2 separate regions of the Homo sapiens genome follow, and region 1 is linked to region 2. A link is a loop called in an ENCODE intact Hi-C map of the cell type or tissue named here. Cell type or tissue: heart right ventricle. All regions are shown on one strand. Links, peaks and the distances in the headings refer to the core of each region. The heading gives the core; the rest is flanking DNA.

Evidence for each region. Peaks named below come from ENCODE experiments on the same cell type or tissue, not always from the same donor. Only the 100,000 strongest peaks of a DNase experiment are listed, where the experiment ranks them.
Region 1: a loop joins it to region 2, with 4 times the contacts of the local background. A loop is called at or near these places in 4 of 110 quality-filtered maps.

What each region holds. Positions count from the first base shown.
Region 1 is chr15:36,651,356-36,659,694 of GRCh38, reverse strand. CDIN1 (CDAN1 interacting nuclease 1) reads right to left here. Exons shown (of 11, transcript NM_001321759.2): 4 at 5,537-5,597; 5 at 1,790-1,862. Among named protein-coding and RNA genes, the nearest start is that of CDIN1, 76 kb to the right of the region's middle. In heart right ventricle, for the core only: no CTCF peak of the experiment used is centred there; no DNase peak of the experiment used is centred there.
Region 2 is chr15:37,106,135-37,114,473 of GRCh38, reverse strand. It overlaps LOC124903465 (a long non-coding RNA gene), which reads right to left. Exons shown (of 2, transcript XR_007064581.1): 2 at 4,490-8,339. Among named protein-coding and RNA genes, the nearest start is that of MEIS2, 9.8 kb to the right of the region's middle. RefSeq lists a silencer at 4,057-4,106 and an enhancer at 7,338-7,879. In heart right ventricle, for the core only: a CTCF peak has its summit at 7,919; DNase peaks (open chromatin) are centred at 3,503, 4,023 and 7,883; H3K4me3 peaks cover 3,796 bases; H3K27ac peaks cover 6,065 bases; H3K27me3 peaks cover 1,857 bases.

The DNA of each region.
Region 1 (8,339 bases), core at 207-8,206, 450 kb after region 2:
AGCCTAGTATGATGATTAAAAATAACATCAAATATCTGTCATGATTTTACTCAGGAAAAAAAAAAAAAAACAAAACCTGACTCTGTAACAACTCACAGTGAAACAACCATTAACCCAACCAATTATAAAAGAAAAAGCTTCAAAATACTGTTATTTGATTATACATAATCATAGTGTAATTCAAGCATACAATATTTACATTCGCCTCCTTTCCAAGCAGCCACATTCTTGAAATACCCTTTCCTTGGTATGTTTCTAAATATGCTCATGTCCTTCTCCAGTGTATTCATGCAAGACATTTAATCCTAGCATTGGAATTATAGGATTCTGATATACAGTACACATCAAAATTATATTCAGTACTATTTAACTCTGCTGTATAAAATGGTACAAAATAAAAAGAAAAATGTACTGAAGATGTGCCAGTGTTATAAAGATAAATTAATGGCTACAAAATTTATGATCAACCTATTAACTTCATAATTCACAAGTCAATGAATTCTGTTTTACTGTGTTTGATACTGCTCTATATAGGCCAGTCTACCTGCTTCAGACTATGCTGACTACTATTTTGACAAGACCTGGATAGCAGTAGGTCCAAAGCAATCAGAAGGTTGACTTTGACAAATGGCGGTGCTGCTGCGAAGTTGAAAATAACACACATCCACTTTAATCTCTTTCTTGATTAAATCGAAACCATACCATTCTGACATCATGTGATTTGCTCATGAAGCATCACTGCAGGTTACTTTGGAGGCTACATCTATTGAAATGATATTGAATTTTTAGGGGAAGTACTTAATTCATTCAAATGAAACCTTCACAAGGTAACTGGGCCACCAGTCACTGGTAACTGCAGATTCAAAGAAAATCAAAGGGAAAAAATCCCTGACAAAATATAAAAAAATAAAAATCCAACATGTACTACTGAATGATGTTTTAGCAGGTATTATCTTCTACTTTCAAAGAGGGAAGATTATGTGCATAAAGCATATTCCAAAGCTTTTTACCTATTCTACCACAGCTGAGCTCCAAAGGTAAACATTATACTAGGTAATAAAAATGCAGAAGATGAAATTGTCTTTTTTACATGAGACTAGGCAAATATTTATGGGGCAGTTGACAAACTCCTGCCTAGTAAAAGAGCCAGCACTGAGAGCAATTATCCTGATATTCATGACTCACTTTGAATATCACATTGAATATTACTCATAAATCTTTTACGAGCACATCCCCAGAGCTCACTTAACAGCCGGTTTTAATCATGCAGTTGACACAGAGAAAATAACAAAATGTATTTTTTCAGTGGCAAATTAATTTAGGCTTGAACCTCCTTCTGTAGCTCTATTCTTTTCTTTTTTTCTTTTTTATTTTCTTGTAGGAAGACCAGTGGAATTCACCTTTGCATTTGGAAGTAGTATTTCTCCGGTCTTGCTGAATTAAAATAAAAAGGATGAATGTTTCTTTTAGAGCCAGTTCCTGACAATGGTTTTTCAAATGATGTATCTTATTCTATATACGAAGATGAATCAATTTTTTAGTTTGATACACATTGTCTATTTAGCTCAATGGAGAGGTTGAGTGTGGAATTTAGACAAAGAAGAGAGCATTATTCTGAAGAGTATTTAAGTTGTGGGTGGTCTTTTATATTGCATTTAATTGTCATTAACTGTTCATGATAGCTGTTTTGGAATCTGGCTCTCATTAAGTGACTTGAAATGCTGTGTAAATTATTTTTAAATTGGGGAAGGGAGTAAAAGAGTACCATTAGGAAAAAAGGGTAACTCACGTGGAGTTTCCTCGTGTTCCTGTAGAAACCTCTCCAGTATAAGCCGAGCCATTAATGAGGGCGCATAGTCCACCTTTATAAAACAGAAGTAGAAAATTAAAACTATCAAGTTGTGCGAGCAGTGGATACTCCAGTATTTTGTCAACACTGAAGAATAAGTCAATTTTAATCAACCATAGCAAGCATCATTCATTAAAATCTTTCCCACCCTTGGTGGCTTCCATTATAATAAAATTATAACAAGTATGGTTTGGGCTGTTGAAAAGAATAAATGGGTCAAATTTATTGAATATAACATTGGAGCAAAAAGGATGGAACAACTTAGAAAAAGCATTCGTCTAAAACAGTGAAATAGGCTTTTTTCATCTCTCCTCAATTTTTTCTGTTGGTAGGCCAATATAATTTTTTATTCAAGCCATGCTTCTTTCTATGCAACTGTCTATATTTATACTGTTCTGAATGCAATTTCAAATAATAAGCCCTTTTTGTTATTTAGTGACAGTTTTCAAAAACAGAGTCAAATGTCCTTATATGACAAATCCAAATAAGGATTTTACTGATTTTATCTTTAAAGACAACTGAAATTTTGGTATAAATTCCTTACATTTAAAATATTTTATTTGATAAAAGACAACTACATTGCAGAGATGTTAATAATAAATTACAACAATATAATATCTGCAACATAAGATCACCGTCCTTATCTGAAACACTACTTACCAATTTAATTAATACAGATCCCAGGGTGGTAACTTTTTAAAATAAAGAACCAGTCAGAAAACAAAGGATATTCAGTCCGACAGTCATTTTAATTAATAAAAAATGTATCTACTATTTTGTAAAGATATTGTCTTCTTTGGGGTTCTTAAATCTTTTATTAACCATTTACTTAATTTCACCAAAAAATAGGAACACACATTTTTAAGAACAATAATGCTTCCCTAAAACGAGTCTTTTTATCTTAGGTGGAAGACAGCAAACATTCCTCATATATTATCACCATGAATTTTTCCTGACAGGTTTTCAAGTCCCGTATTCATACCAAAATTTTATCTTGATTTAGTAACTAGACAAAAAGGCTGGCTTCATTTGTATGAACAGTTTTTTCAAATACGTATGTACTTGGATGCCCTTAAATTCCCCAAGTAGAAAGAAATGCTTTCCACGAAGCTGCTTATTCCTAGTAACCCACATCAGAGCTGACACATGAAAAATGGTGAAATTACTGAAGGTAGTCCAGCCTGAATAAGGACTACCTTATTAGTTCAGGTACTTGCATCTCCCTAATTTTCATATTAATCATGTGTCCATCTTTCTCTGAAATAGGGCCATCATGCTTCATGTCAGAATTTAGCATGTAAATAAAATGCATAGTGCTTCAAATCTCACTTGAAAATATTTGTGTGGAGAGAACAGAATGACTGATCTTATTATCACTAACGAAGTGTGAATTGCTAAAATGTTCAATTTTAGACTTGAAACTGGAAAAGTAGTATGAAGACATTTATAAAATCAATGATGACCACATACAGCCCTTAGCCCCCCAAAAAGATAATAAAAATACAATGCTCTTGTCTAAGAGAGTTGCTGCACCCTGTAATGTACCAATGCTATATATTTCTCATCAATTTTTATAGTTTCCCCTGATTAAATAAATATCAGCTCATAAAGTATTACCATCACATCAATTGTCACCAGATGCAAGTGTATGTTATCTAAGTATTACCTATCTGGAAAAAATGGCACCTTGGTTGTTTAGAAGCTATAATATGGTACCAGCCATTCCTAAATTTCCCTAATGCATTATCAATTTCATAGAAAAGTGCTATTCTTTCTGTACTAGTCTGTAGCCAAAACGGAGGAAAAGTCTTTAAACAACTACGTTTTCTCTTGGCTAAATACTGCTATATATTCATGGTAAATAAAAGGTTTATTGATGTAGGAGAAAATGTGTTGGTAGGTTAAATTTTTCCATATTACTAGAAGACTGAAACTGAGGTCAGCTAAATATTTAATGGATATAGAACTATCCATTAAAAATTCAAATGAATATAAATTGCTATGATATAAAACTTATATAATCAACATCATCATCTATATAGATGGGTACCATATTTGCATCACATTCTTTCTAGATGCTGTGTCTGGAATGCTGCTAGCTTATTCTTCTTTTTCATAAAAGACAATCACTAAATTCCTAGTTAAAGCTCAGATACCTCAAGTTACTAATAGCATAAACTTGTAACAAACAAGTCTAGATACATTTAAAAACCAGCCTGCTGGCCGGGCGTGGTGGCTCACGCCTGTAATCCAAGCACTTTGGGAGGCCAAAGCAGGTGGACCACAAGGTCAGGAGATCAAGACCATCCTGGCCAACATGATGAAACCCCGTCTCTGCTAAAAATACAAAAATTAGCTGGGCATGGTGGCACAGGCCTGTGGTCCCAGCAACTCAGGAGGCTGAAGCAGGAGAATCTCTTGAACCCGGGAGGCAGAGGTTGCAATGAGCTAAGATCACGCCACTGCACTCCAGCCTGGCAACAGAGTGAGACTCTGTCTCAAAAAAAGAAAAAAAAAAAGCAAAAAAAAAAAAGCACTCTGCTCTAGAAATGGAAAAAACAAAAAAAGAATAAAATACTTGTTTTCCTAGGAGGCGCACAGAAATTCATTCTATATGTTAACTATCCTATCTGATTGTGTAGACATTGCTTAGACTATTAAAACCATCTAGTAACTGATAGGTAATTGCTCATTTGTTGACTGCAGCAGTGTATAGCAGCAGACAGAAGCTGTGAGGGAAGCCATCCTTCCTTGCTAATATAACATGTAGAACTTGCTGCTACTGCAACACTTAATGCTCACAGTACCGAGTCATCTTTAATGCAAACACACATTTTCTGCCTTGCTTCTATGTTTTCCATTATAATGCAACGCAAAAACAGTGTACATTTCATTCCATCCCTACGAGGTTTGCATAAGCAGTTCCAAGTCAGACTAAATATTGTATTGCTCTTATTACAGTGGATAAATATTTTAAAGTTTAGGAATTAAATATTTTATTTTTTTGGTATGCTCTCTGCAACTATTATGAACTTTTCACAGCTTCTTCATTCATGGGAAATCTGTAGGGTTTCCCTTTTTAAATGTAAGGCTGTTATTTGTTTCCCCAAACAGAAGCAGATCAGAGTTAACGAATAAGTTCAATAAATCACTTCTTACTTGGTGTTATTAAGAACACTATGCTTCTTCATATAAAGAAGGAGACTTTTCTACAAGGCATGTATCCTTTATTATAATAAAAGTTTGCTAACAAAAAAATGAATCAAGTACATCTTTAAGTATACAATTTCTCTCTTCATTTTTATAACAGCAGTTTTTTTTTTTTTTTTTTTGGCATCCATCTCTTTACTTGACACAGGTATTTCTCACACTAAATTAAGACAACCTATCCTAAGAAAAGCATGTCCTGAGCTGTTTGGTTGAAATTTTCCACAAAATAAGAAACCAAGAGGCTGTTTATACATTTGCCTTAAAAGAAGTAGACTAATTATGTCAACTGATTTATTAATATGTGAAGTTCTTTGTCCAATTACTAAAAGTACAAAGAGATCAGGGAGCAATTTAAATGTCTAATGCACCTCAAATCCTTTTTTTTTCCAAAGGTAGTTATAATTGTAAGCAAAGTTACTCTAGATAGGCCCCTTAGGTTACACGCAGGTTTAAATAAAATCATAACAATAACATTACCTCATTGGCCAGGTCCAGGAGCACTGGGGCAGCTCCATTTTTCACCACTCCATTCAGGTACCTAGACAAGACAAAGCCAAGTGGTAATGCAGTGACAAGAAAAGGCCAGCATAGACTTGTCAGCATCCCCTGTGTGTATACATGTTTCTCCTGGACAAATGCCACGCTCAACTCTAGTTAAAGTAAGCTACTTTCATAGGAAAGCACTGAAGGGAAAAACATAACACAAACAACTCACCTCAAAACCACTGGCAACTAAGAAGCTGAAGGTGGGGGCAGAAGGTGTAAATACTTAGGTCTCCCTTGTTTTCTTTCACCTCCTACCATATAAAGTGAACAAGAGGAACTATCCATATCACTCTGCCTTGTCTCTACCACAGACAACCATTGCATGGAAAGGAAAGAAGTTGACTTATATAGTTTGAGAAAAGCATTCATGCACCCATCTTGCCTTTTCCTTTACCTGTTTCACAGGGCTGCTTGACACCTTATTAAGAAAACGATGGAACAGACATGTCATCAGTGGGTCAGCACACCTGTGACAGGCAATACAAGCCATCACCTTATCTGCCCTAGATTTGTGGAAGAACCTCCAGCTCTCATTATCCTCTCACTCCACTGGAAAAAAACACACAACTCCCCAAAATCCCCAAACAAAACAAAACCCCAGACATGGAAGCTGGGGGGATTTTTTTTTTTTTTACAAAAATTTGAATGTGTCATTCCCCTTGTTATAACACTTCAAGGCCCCACATTAAATCTCAAGATTAAATTATAACCATTTAACAGCTCTTGTAAGGTTCTTCATAATCTGGTTTCTACCTACTCTACTCTGCCAGCCTCATCTCTAGTCACTGTCTCCCGCTCCCATCCCTCACCTGGATAACTCATGATTCAATTCAGATGTCACCTTCTTCGATCCACTACCATATAAGTTAAGTGCTCCTCATATGCAATCGAGGAATACCCTGTACATCTTTCTATCATGTAACGTAGCATATTGTATTTGCCTATTACTTGGCTACCTCAAACCCATCCCCCACTGTAATGTTGAAAGCTTCATGAAGGTTGGAGAATTGTATTTTATTTAATTTATTATGCCTACCAAGTACTTTGTTTATAGTAGGTGATTATATAATAAAAAATCACCTTATACTTTTCCTTTAACAAATGAAAAATTAAATAATTTTTAAAAACCATATTGGACAAGAAAGCAGAATTAGGTATGGAAATTTTCCCTACAGTATATTATTTAAGTGAATAAGCTCTGGGTATTTGTCTGACAGTAATAAAGTCAACAGGTGAGGTCTTCCATATAACTGCCAGAAGTAGGTACTAAATTATATTATTTCATGAGTATATTTATAAAGTTGTATAATTTTCCTGTAAGCAAAGTGGGGTAACAGCAAATTATTTAAGGTGGGGAGAACCTCTGGATCATTGTAACTTCAAAATAATTCTAACAAAGCAATTTTCCACATATTGGGGCCACCCTTGAATGTATTATTTGGGAAACCAATTGGAAAATAAGGACGTTCAGAAGCAAGAGGAAAAAATAAATAAATAAAACAAGGCAAATGTGCTTTAGAGAAAGGTCCCTGGGAAACAGGTCCGTTAAGAACCTCACATCAATTTCTCACAAACAAGGCCACTGCACTGATACCACCCAAGGAACCAGCAATCAGTTCAGTCAAGTCAGACCAGCTGATTGTGTGCCTGTAACCACCAAGAGTGCGTATTTACTATGGTTTCTGATTCTGGGTCAGCGTATTTAAGCCTATACCAATATTGGGATATCTTTACAGCTTTCTACTTCAGTTTCAGTTACCCGACAAGTATTTTGGAGCGCTATGTGTCAGGCCTTATTCCAGGTTCTGAAGAAGCAACAGCAGGAAAAAAAACCATTCATGGTCCCATCATCACAGAGATTATATTACAGTGGTGACACAAACAATAAAAAGGCAGGGAGATAAATATACAGTATAATGGTATATGCTAGAATAAAATGTAAACTTAGATGGGTTGTTCAGGAAGCCCCTCTCTGAGGGAGTGACACTCGAGTAGAGATCAGCATGAAAAGAAGGAGCATGCCATGGTGAGAGCTGACTGCAAACAGTGAAAGAGTAGCAGCTAGATGCCAGACTACCTTTTATACCAGAGATCTGTTGCTTTAAGTCAAAATGACATGGCTTCATGTAAAAGTTGCATCAATCATTATCCTGCTAATGACCAGTGAAGAACTTCTATCAAGTTTAAAGAAACAGAAGATGATTAAACCATAACTACAATCCTCTGTATCTATATAGTCTGGATAATATTAAAAGCATGACCATACTTAATACTGTGGAAATTCCTAATTATGAGGTTGTTAAAGCTTCCCAGTTGGTCATATAAAGAAACCAAACCCCAGGGCACTGATAAAACCCATCTGGGCTCTCTTAGCTGGTAAACAATAAAGCTATAGAACCCTGAAATAGAACCCTGATCCCTCGAGGCCTAGTGAGGTGCCACATACATTGAACATGGTGGATCTGCTCTAAATTTATTTGTTTTCCAATCTGTTTCCCAACTATACCTGTAGCACCTCATAAGTGGTAGGAAAAAAAATTAAGTTTAATTTAAGGTTATATTTGTCTTTTCTGGAAACTTTAATTATCCCCCACATCAAAGTGACAGATCAGGCTCTATTTAAATTTTCAGATATGTAATCAAAGGGACATACTAATTACTGAAAATATTCCATAAAGACATAATTAGAAAATCCTAATGGTACCTTTCTCTGCATCCTCATCATGATCTTGTG
Region 2 (8,339 bases), core at 193-8,192:
CTTCAAATTATATGTTCATAAATTTGTTTTTAACCTGTCAAGCATACATTGCGCCCCCTGTTACATACCCATTTTATTGTTATTGAAATCACTGGATTCTAAATTGCAATGGCATTCCTTTATTTCAGCAGTAATTTAGCAGGGACAAGCCCAATGATACATGGAAAATGCTTATTACCTCCTACACCTCTGCCTCTAGCTCGTCTAACCCTTTTTCCAACATCTATGAAAATAAGAGTTCCCTCCTTTCTCATCTGTTTTGCTCAACAAGATGCAGAGGGAAGAACAATGAACTTCAAGCAGGCAGTTCAGGGATTTGGTCCCAGGATTGTTACTACCTTCAGTTAATTAGACTTTGAATGCTTCTCCTAACAGTTCTGAGTTTCCATTTCCTCCTATATAAAATGAAAGGGTTGCACAAAATGATAATTGTAAAAATAAATAAAAGCTCTATTTATTAAGCTTTTACTATATGCAAAGAACTGCACTATGTGCTTTACATGCATTATCTCATTTAATTTTAATCCTCTAAACACGTTTATAAGGTGTATCAGTCAAGGTCCAGCAGGAAACAGATGGTACACATCAAATTGGGTAATTTGAGGAGAGCTTAATAAAGGAACTTTATTAAAAAGGTGTGAGCAGGGTGTTAGGAAACCACGAGGGACAGTACACTGCCCCAAGGCTAGTACTGGAGAAGGACATTGTTACCTAAATCCAGAAATGGAACTCTGGGAAGAAGACTGCTTGAGCTGTGGCTGGAATGCAGCCAGCCCTCAGGGACCCTGGGAATCAGCACCCAGACCTCGCTCTGCCCACTCTAGGCAAGCCCAAGAGGAAACAAGGGCCATTCTAAAACCATCCGTACCAGCCTTCAGGGGCACAAACCAGGAGGGGGAAAGTAAAGGGTGGACCTGCAGGGGCTGACAAATGTGTCCAGTAATATCAACCATTGTTATGCTGAGTTTATGCATGAGGTTAGTAGAGTTTAGAGGAGTCAGGTGACTACTAAGAGTTCACAATCAGCACAGGCCAGACCTAGTATTCAGCCCCTTCCCGTCAGACTCCAGAGCCTGAGCTCTTGATGGCTTTTTAGCCCTTGGAGTCCCTTTTTGTCTTTCTAGGGTTAAAAACAGCCTCAGAAGTGATCTGATTCAACCCTCTCCCTTAGAGATGTTTGAATAAGATGTCTCTCCATTTAGGACATGAGCCTTGCAGAGACCTCAGTCGCCTTTGAAAAGCTAGTGGTCTGTGTGCTCATTCTTCCTGTTCCAATACTGTGGCTTGTATCCTGACATGTAATTTTGATTTGTAACCCTGAATGAGACACTTGTAGAGACAAAGTTGTCAGGCAGTCAAAAGGAGAGAATGGCATTTTTTACTATTAAAATTTTTTCTTTCTTCTGACATTCTCTCCTCATTAAGCAAACTTAAGGAATTTTCCATTGACGAAGAGTTGTCTAGTGAATAGCTTTGCTTGGGGTCAAGGTGGAGAGTAGGAAGGGCAGTAAATTGATGACTGGATTTTCCAATTTCATGTGCTGGAGTCAGAACACAGCCCAAGACTCTGTTAAATGTGTTCCAGTAGACTATGGAAGAAGTGAGCAGAAGGCAAAATGTTTAAATGCAGTGAAACTAAAAACTACCATTAAACATATTCTTCAATATTCCTATGAGGGTCCTTAAGATAAGAAAAGGAAAGGAAATTCTCATAGAATAGTCAGAGGTTGTTAATTACTCTTTGCGTGAGAATTAAATTTGCTGAAGAGGGACGACTGAAGTAATTATCTGAGGTCAAGGGCCCTATCCCCAATCTGTCTGCTCCTCTGTCAAATAGAGATTTAAAAAACCCATTCAGTACTCTTAGTAATGGGAAACTCTTCCTGTATGTACAAGCACTTTTTGGCCTACAAACAGGTTGTAGTCTAAGATGGTCTGTAACTCAGTTGTTGGGAATATGAGGCAAATCTTCTAAAAGCCAGGGTGTTATAAATTGTGACTCAGGGCTGGACCAACCTTCGACAACCGTTTAAATCTCGAATCTAACTCAGTGTGAGTTGCAAAACTACTTCCTGGTATGAAGCAAGAGGAAAATGACAATACTGAGAACTCAGTGCTTCTGTCCCAGGTCAGGTCCTGAACCTGGCATGTTCTCACTGCCCCTCACACTCTAGCACCTTGAGGCTCAATGCAAGAATGGAACCTGAAAGTTTCAGGCAAGTGCCATGATTTGCCATCTTCATTACTAACAGGATGTAGGAAGCTTTCATGGGTGAACAGTGGCCCAGATATCCCTCCCCTCGAACTCAAAGGCCCTTTTTGTTTGTTTGCTTTTTACACCAGAGTGAAGGATAAAAAGTGGAAGAGTTATATGTTTGTTTTTGATTATTTGGAAAACTTTCCGATTTTAGCAGAATGTCTGCCTACAAGTAAAGAGGATCTGTGAATGAAGAAAAGGAATGGTTTGATTACCTTTTTAAAGATTATCCCCATAGGCAAGGCAGGCCTGAGAGTGCGCTCTGGGAGAGAAAGTTCAGTTTGGGGTTCCCTTTTAACTAACTGGGTAATACAGTATTGAGAGATTGACTCTTCATAGGAAATCTTCAAAAACCTGGCTACAGAACGTCTTTTTTTGAGGAAAATGATTTCCCTGCCATTGAACCCTAGCTAAGCAAGACTTTTGAGATTGCTTTAATCATCAGCGGCTTCAGTGTCTTGGTAGTGAGTGAAAACGGGATTAGGGTGGAATAAGGGGGAGAAGTTTCCAGTGACCCGTGGTGAACCAGTGTTAAGAGACCTCCCCCCTTCAAATAGGCCCTGCATGTGTAAAAGTCAATTTCTACTTTATGAGGGATTAGAACCAGAGAGCGGCTCATATTTAAACCCTGCAAAGATAAGGAACGGTGAGTTTACCCCAAATTAGCTTTCAAAATAGCTCTGATCTAGTAATTTGCCCAGTAATTTCCCCAGACTGGGGCAGGTCTGAAGAATTTAAAAAGAGGAGGAAGTGGTATCTGATAAACCTATGGTTTAGGATAGCTGAATTTGGGGTGGAGGGGGGAGTGGAGGAAGAAGGTAAAAGAAGAGGAAGAAATGTGGGGAAGGGAGAGAGAGAGGAGGGAGAGAGAGAGAGGGAGAGAGAGAGAGAGAGAGAGAGAGAGAGAGAGAGAGAGATCGAACTCCACCAGGTTGCCTTCATTTCCCCGCAAGATTTCACCCACTATGAGCTTCGGTTGTTGCTTTGTTTATGCAAAGTTAGTCGGCCTGAGACACAGGGAAAGTGCTGAGATCCACGCTGAAGAACGCAAAAATGATTTTTAAAATGTAAATGAAACCACGCACACACACACACGCACACACACACTGGGTCGGGGCAATCCCTGCCCGTAGACTTAGAAATGAAAACACGCCGAGGAGGGCGGGCGGGAGGCCGCGGCAGCAGCGGGGAGCGTTGTCGGTGACCGAAGGAGCTCTGGTGAATATCAGGTTCGGATTAGTGACAACTCAGAAGTCACGCCGGCGGTTGGGGGAGGGAAGTTTGCCAAGGTCTCAGAACTCGACGGAAGAGACAGCGGCTTCCCTTGGCGCCGGGCGGAGCGGGGCGTACGCAGAGAGACCTCTGTCCCGGCCCGAGCCAGCTCACCCCCAGCTCTCACACCCCGCCCTGAGATTGAGTTTGTCAGCGATCATAAAATGGGAATTGATTATTCCAGCCACCATTGATTAGGGAAGAATGCTTACTGCAGCAGCGGGGAAAAGGTTAAGAGGAAATTGACCTTCTTCCTAGGTGACATAAAGTCATTAGGTAAATGAGATATTCACACTGGAGTTTTAAAAGGTCACGCTCAATTTTTATTTGTAGCCTGAAGAGTCAAGCTGGAGCTGGGGCTTAGGGCAGGGACCCCGCTCTTCTGGACAAGCAGACCGACAGGGAGACAACTGTCTTGCTGCGCTGGGCAGGGCCAAGGTGGGAGGTGGGTTATTGTCTGGGGAGGATCGCACTGGAATTGGTGGAGTCCCGGGCCCCCGAACTCTGCGCCTCCTGCCTGACCCGTGTGTGCGCCTCTGTGCATGTGTCCCTCTGGGGCCCTGCGCTTCGCGCGGCGTCTCCTCCGTTCCAGTCACCCGTCAGCAAAGGGATGCCGGGCAGAGGCAGACGATTACAAACACTTACCCTACCATAGCCGGCCACGTATCACACAGAGTGAAAGTGTTTTGTTTTGTTTTTTAAGGAGAGGGTGAGAGATATATTTATGCACATATTTATCCCTCTAATTATAGGAATTAATCCTCTTACTTATGACTAAAAGGTAACGTGGAAGGACGTCTCTTTGATGTGGAAAAGCACCATTTGTGACTCACATTCAGACTGATTAAGGAATAATTGTTGTTAAACGCTTTACAAGAGGAGAGTGTTTAATTGAGGGGCATTCGTAATTTTACGGCTTAGTACGAAATTAAACGTAATTAAAAACTCAGAAATTCCAACTGATTTTCCAATTATTTTTATTGTCTGAGTTAATTATTACACAAGGGTATCACTTTGCCCTAAAGGCATTTTTTTAAAAAGCAAGCATACCTTTTCCAAATATAGCAGAGAAGCGATTCAAAGCTTTCTCCAGGTACAAGCCTGGTAAAGGACCTTCCTTCTTCACTCCCCTCTCCTTCGGTCCCCCGCGCGCCCCTCCTTCGCCTCCGGTAATTAAGCGTTTCAGCCACTCTCCCCTCTCTCTGAGTTCCTGCAACACCTTGGGATGTGAGAAAGTGATGGCAGTTCTCTTCTGCAGATCATTACAGCAAAACTGGAAGTATCTGTAGAAGGCTGATGAATTTCTTGCAGTAACACTTGTCATACATGGCGGCGAGATTTTTTTTAAAACAAGCTAAGTAAACACAGCTCTCTGGGGGCGATCCCTCGATGCCTCTGCCTTGGGGTGTGTGGCAGGAGGGAGGTAACACCCAAGTACCGACTGGAAGTTGTTTATAAACTCGCACACGAAGACGTACAGATGCACGCTGGAAACTTTCTTTGGTTTGCACTTCTATTTCTTTATTTATTTACTTATTTGAAAGAAGGATGGGTATGAAAGAGCTTCTCAGTTAGATTATGAATGTTTTTTTAATGCTGGGATTGACGGCAAAAAGCCAAGCTATGTTTGTATGTGTAGCTTCTTTAAATGTCCAAATAGACTTATTTAAGTACATCAAAAGGTTTACAGAAAGTGCTTCAGTGTTATGGAAATGAAAACACATCCTCACAGCTAGTCCAGAAGTGGCCCTGTCTTCCCTATCAGACTTGGGTATCTTTCCTATCAAACCCTGAAAAAAAATAAATAAAAAACATAAAATTGGGGAGAGCGTGGATTTATAAGTTTCAATTCATCTGGACGGAGAGTATGGAGCGATGGAATGTTTGTGTTTCAATAAGTCTTTAATTTCTCTGAGATTTTTAGGACAGGGACTTCAGTGGATTCTAGCTTTCTATCCGCTTTCTATCCCTTTCCCCTCCACACCCCATAAAATAAATGATTGCCACTGATCTGATGTGCCAGGTGAAAATGGGTAGAATTAAAACTATCAATTCTGTTTCCAACGTGTGTCTTTCACTTGAGTTCAAAAGCTTTTAAAGTTAAAACGTGCCGATCATTTATAAGTATTATTTCTTTTTCTACCATCGAGGCTTTTAAGTAAAAAGAAAGAAAAGGTGTTTACATTTCCAAATTCATTTTCCCTGGAAGATTTCAATCTGCCAGGTAATTTGATGATGGACCCTTACGGTATGAGAACGTCTACCTGGTGAAGCCTGGTTTACCCGAGTGCGGCCAAGTACACTCAAGTCCAGTTTTTCCGTTTTTTTACTCCAATGGTATATTTGGAGCTGGGATGTGGATATTTAAATTCGAAGCTTTCCAAGTGCCTCAGTACTATTTTGAAGAAGAGGTTAGAGTAGGCAGAATTGGGGAGAAAGGAAGAAGGATCTCTTTGAAAGTTAGAGATGGTGAAAAAGACATGTAATCCGATGTGGAAAATTGAGTAAAAGAGGTAGTGCACACTTTAGCTTAGGCAAAGATTGCTGAATCCTTTGAAGAAACTGACACGGATTTTCCAGAGATGGGGTGGGTGTAGGGGGGGAATCCTAGGGTGGGCATTTTATGTAAATTAGCATATTTGAAATATAGTACAAATCCAGTATAGTAAAACTGACAGTTCTGACAGTATTGACAACATAAATATATGTTTGAACACTGCATTTTCAGACACTTAACCGATGAAGCAATAAAAAAAATTCGACTACAATATTTCAAATAATCGACATTGATGTTTTGATACATCTTTTTATACTCCAAATCGATCTATCACTCTGGGGCTGGTCAATTTTAAGTAAAAATGTGCTGCTATTATTTGTACCTTGGCTAATGATGACCTAATAACAGTCCCCAATTAATTACACCCGAACCGTGCTTTTTTTTCCTTCTGCAATGGAGGTGGGGGGCAGTTCTTGGAAAACAGAACCCACTATTGTGCCATCCTTCCCCTCCCTTGTATTCCATGTTTGCCACGGGTGGGGGTGGGACTTCAGATTTAGGAAGGGGTCTTTGTCTGGTTGATCATAGACGTCACAGGCTGAGGTCCCCTCACCTGAAATAACCACCCTCTGGGTCTGTATTGGGAATACGGTCCTCACTTTTACTTTGCAATGTCAAAACTAAATTTTAGAAAATTCAATCATAACTCTCCTTCAGGTCCCATGTCCTTTCCTCTGTTTCAAGGACTAGATGGAAGAGATTTGCTCAAAGATTGGAAATTTCTCTCGGGCTGTGTGTGTATGTGCGTGTGTGTGTGAGAGAGAGAGAGAGAGAAGAGAGAAGACAGCGCGCGCCACATGAGAATTTTAATAAAGTAGGGACACAGCCAGGTCCAAATCTAAAGCACCTAGCCTGAGTAGAATCTCTCCCACAGCCCCATCCCCTCTGACCTCCCTACCCGGCGTTCGATTGTTTACCGGCTACTGAAGAAAAAAAAAAAAAGCTACAAATAAGAAAGACAATGACCTGCAAATTGCAGGAAAGCAGGGAGGAGACTGTTGGGTATTGCATCCCAGGCGTGCCTCCTCCCGCACTATGACTGTTGGCTTTCTCTCTTTGCCCTGTGAGTTTTCCAGTTCTTTCCCACTCCTCTCCAGATTTGGTGGAGGTGGGGGGAGGGGGAAAAGAGATAAAGCTGATTAATTGAAGGAGTAAACAATCCTGGACAGGCCTAGATACAAACTCGAGCAGTCCATTGTGAGGTACGGATCGGGCAGAGGCGGTGGAGGACCGCTCGCACCCCCACTCCGACTCCATCTCGCAGGCTAGGCGCCGCGCCGTGCTGTTCCCCCCCCCGCCACCCCCACCTCCCCCGTTAAGCCCCGACCCTTCCTCAATCTCGCACTGAGACTCGGCCTTCTGACCTAAAACTGAGCTGGGCTCCTAGCCCTGAATTCCAGTGTCTGATTTCTTTCCTCCAAACTTCATGAATGCAGTTTTAAGCCTCTCCAAACCACCGCCAGCTGAGACGCTGGGACTTAAGCGGCACGCTAAGCAACTTTAAGATGCTAATCAAAGGCAAAGGATGTGTGTGATCCGCGCTGGGTAAGGGGGAGGAGGGATCAGAAAAGAGAGATCCGTCGCCAGAGCATCTCCCACTTGCGAGAGTTACTAGCCTCTGGCCGGGGCTTTCCAAGCCGCCTGCGCTGAAGTAGGGGTAGGAACTAGACAAGAGGCCGCAGGAGGACAGAAAAAAAGAGGAAAACAATCGAGCGGAAGAGACGAGAGAAAAAGCAGGAGAGAGGAAGAAAGAGAGGAAAGAAGAGAGCGCGGGAAGGAGGAAGAAACAGTGAGAGCAAGCGCACGTCGTGTTTGGAGCCCCGCCAGATAGCGCTAGAGGGCTATTTATTGAAGTCCTTTCTATGAGATGGTGAAGCCCCTAAAATTGGGAGAAATAAAAGAAAAGGGGGCATAAAGGAAAAAAGTATAATAATTTTACTCCATTTTATTTAAAAAATAAAGTGTGGGGTGCTTAAACGTTATTAATGGGAGGAGGCGGAGAATAAATCATTATAGAAAGTTTAAGTGGGAAAAGGACCAAAGAACCAAAAACCACCACCACCACCACCACCACCACCAACAACAACAAAAGCAAACAAAAAAGTCCCCTTCCTTCTGTTGATCCCAGCTAGGAAGAGTGAGTAAAGTTAACAGGTAAGGAAGCCAGTGGAATTATTTCTAGGCCAACTTTCAGAGCTGCTGGTTACACTGCTGGGAAGGTCAAGAATAGTTCACAAGGATGAGCCGATGTTT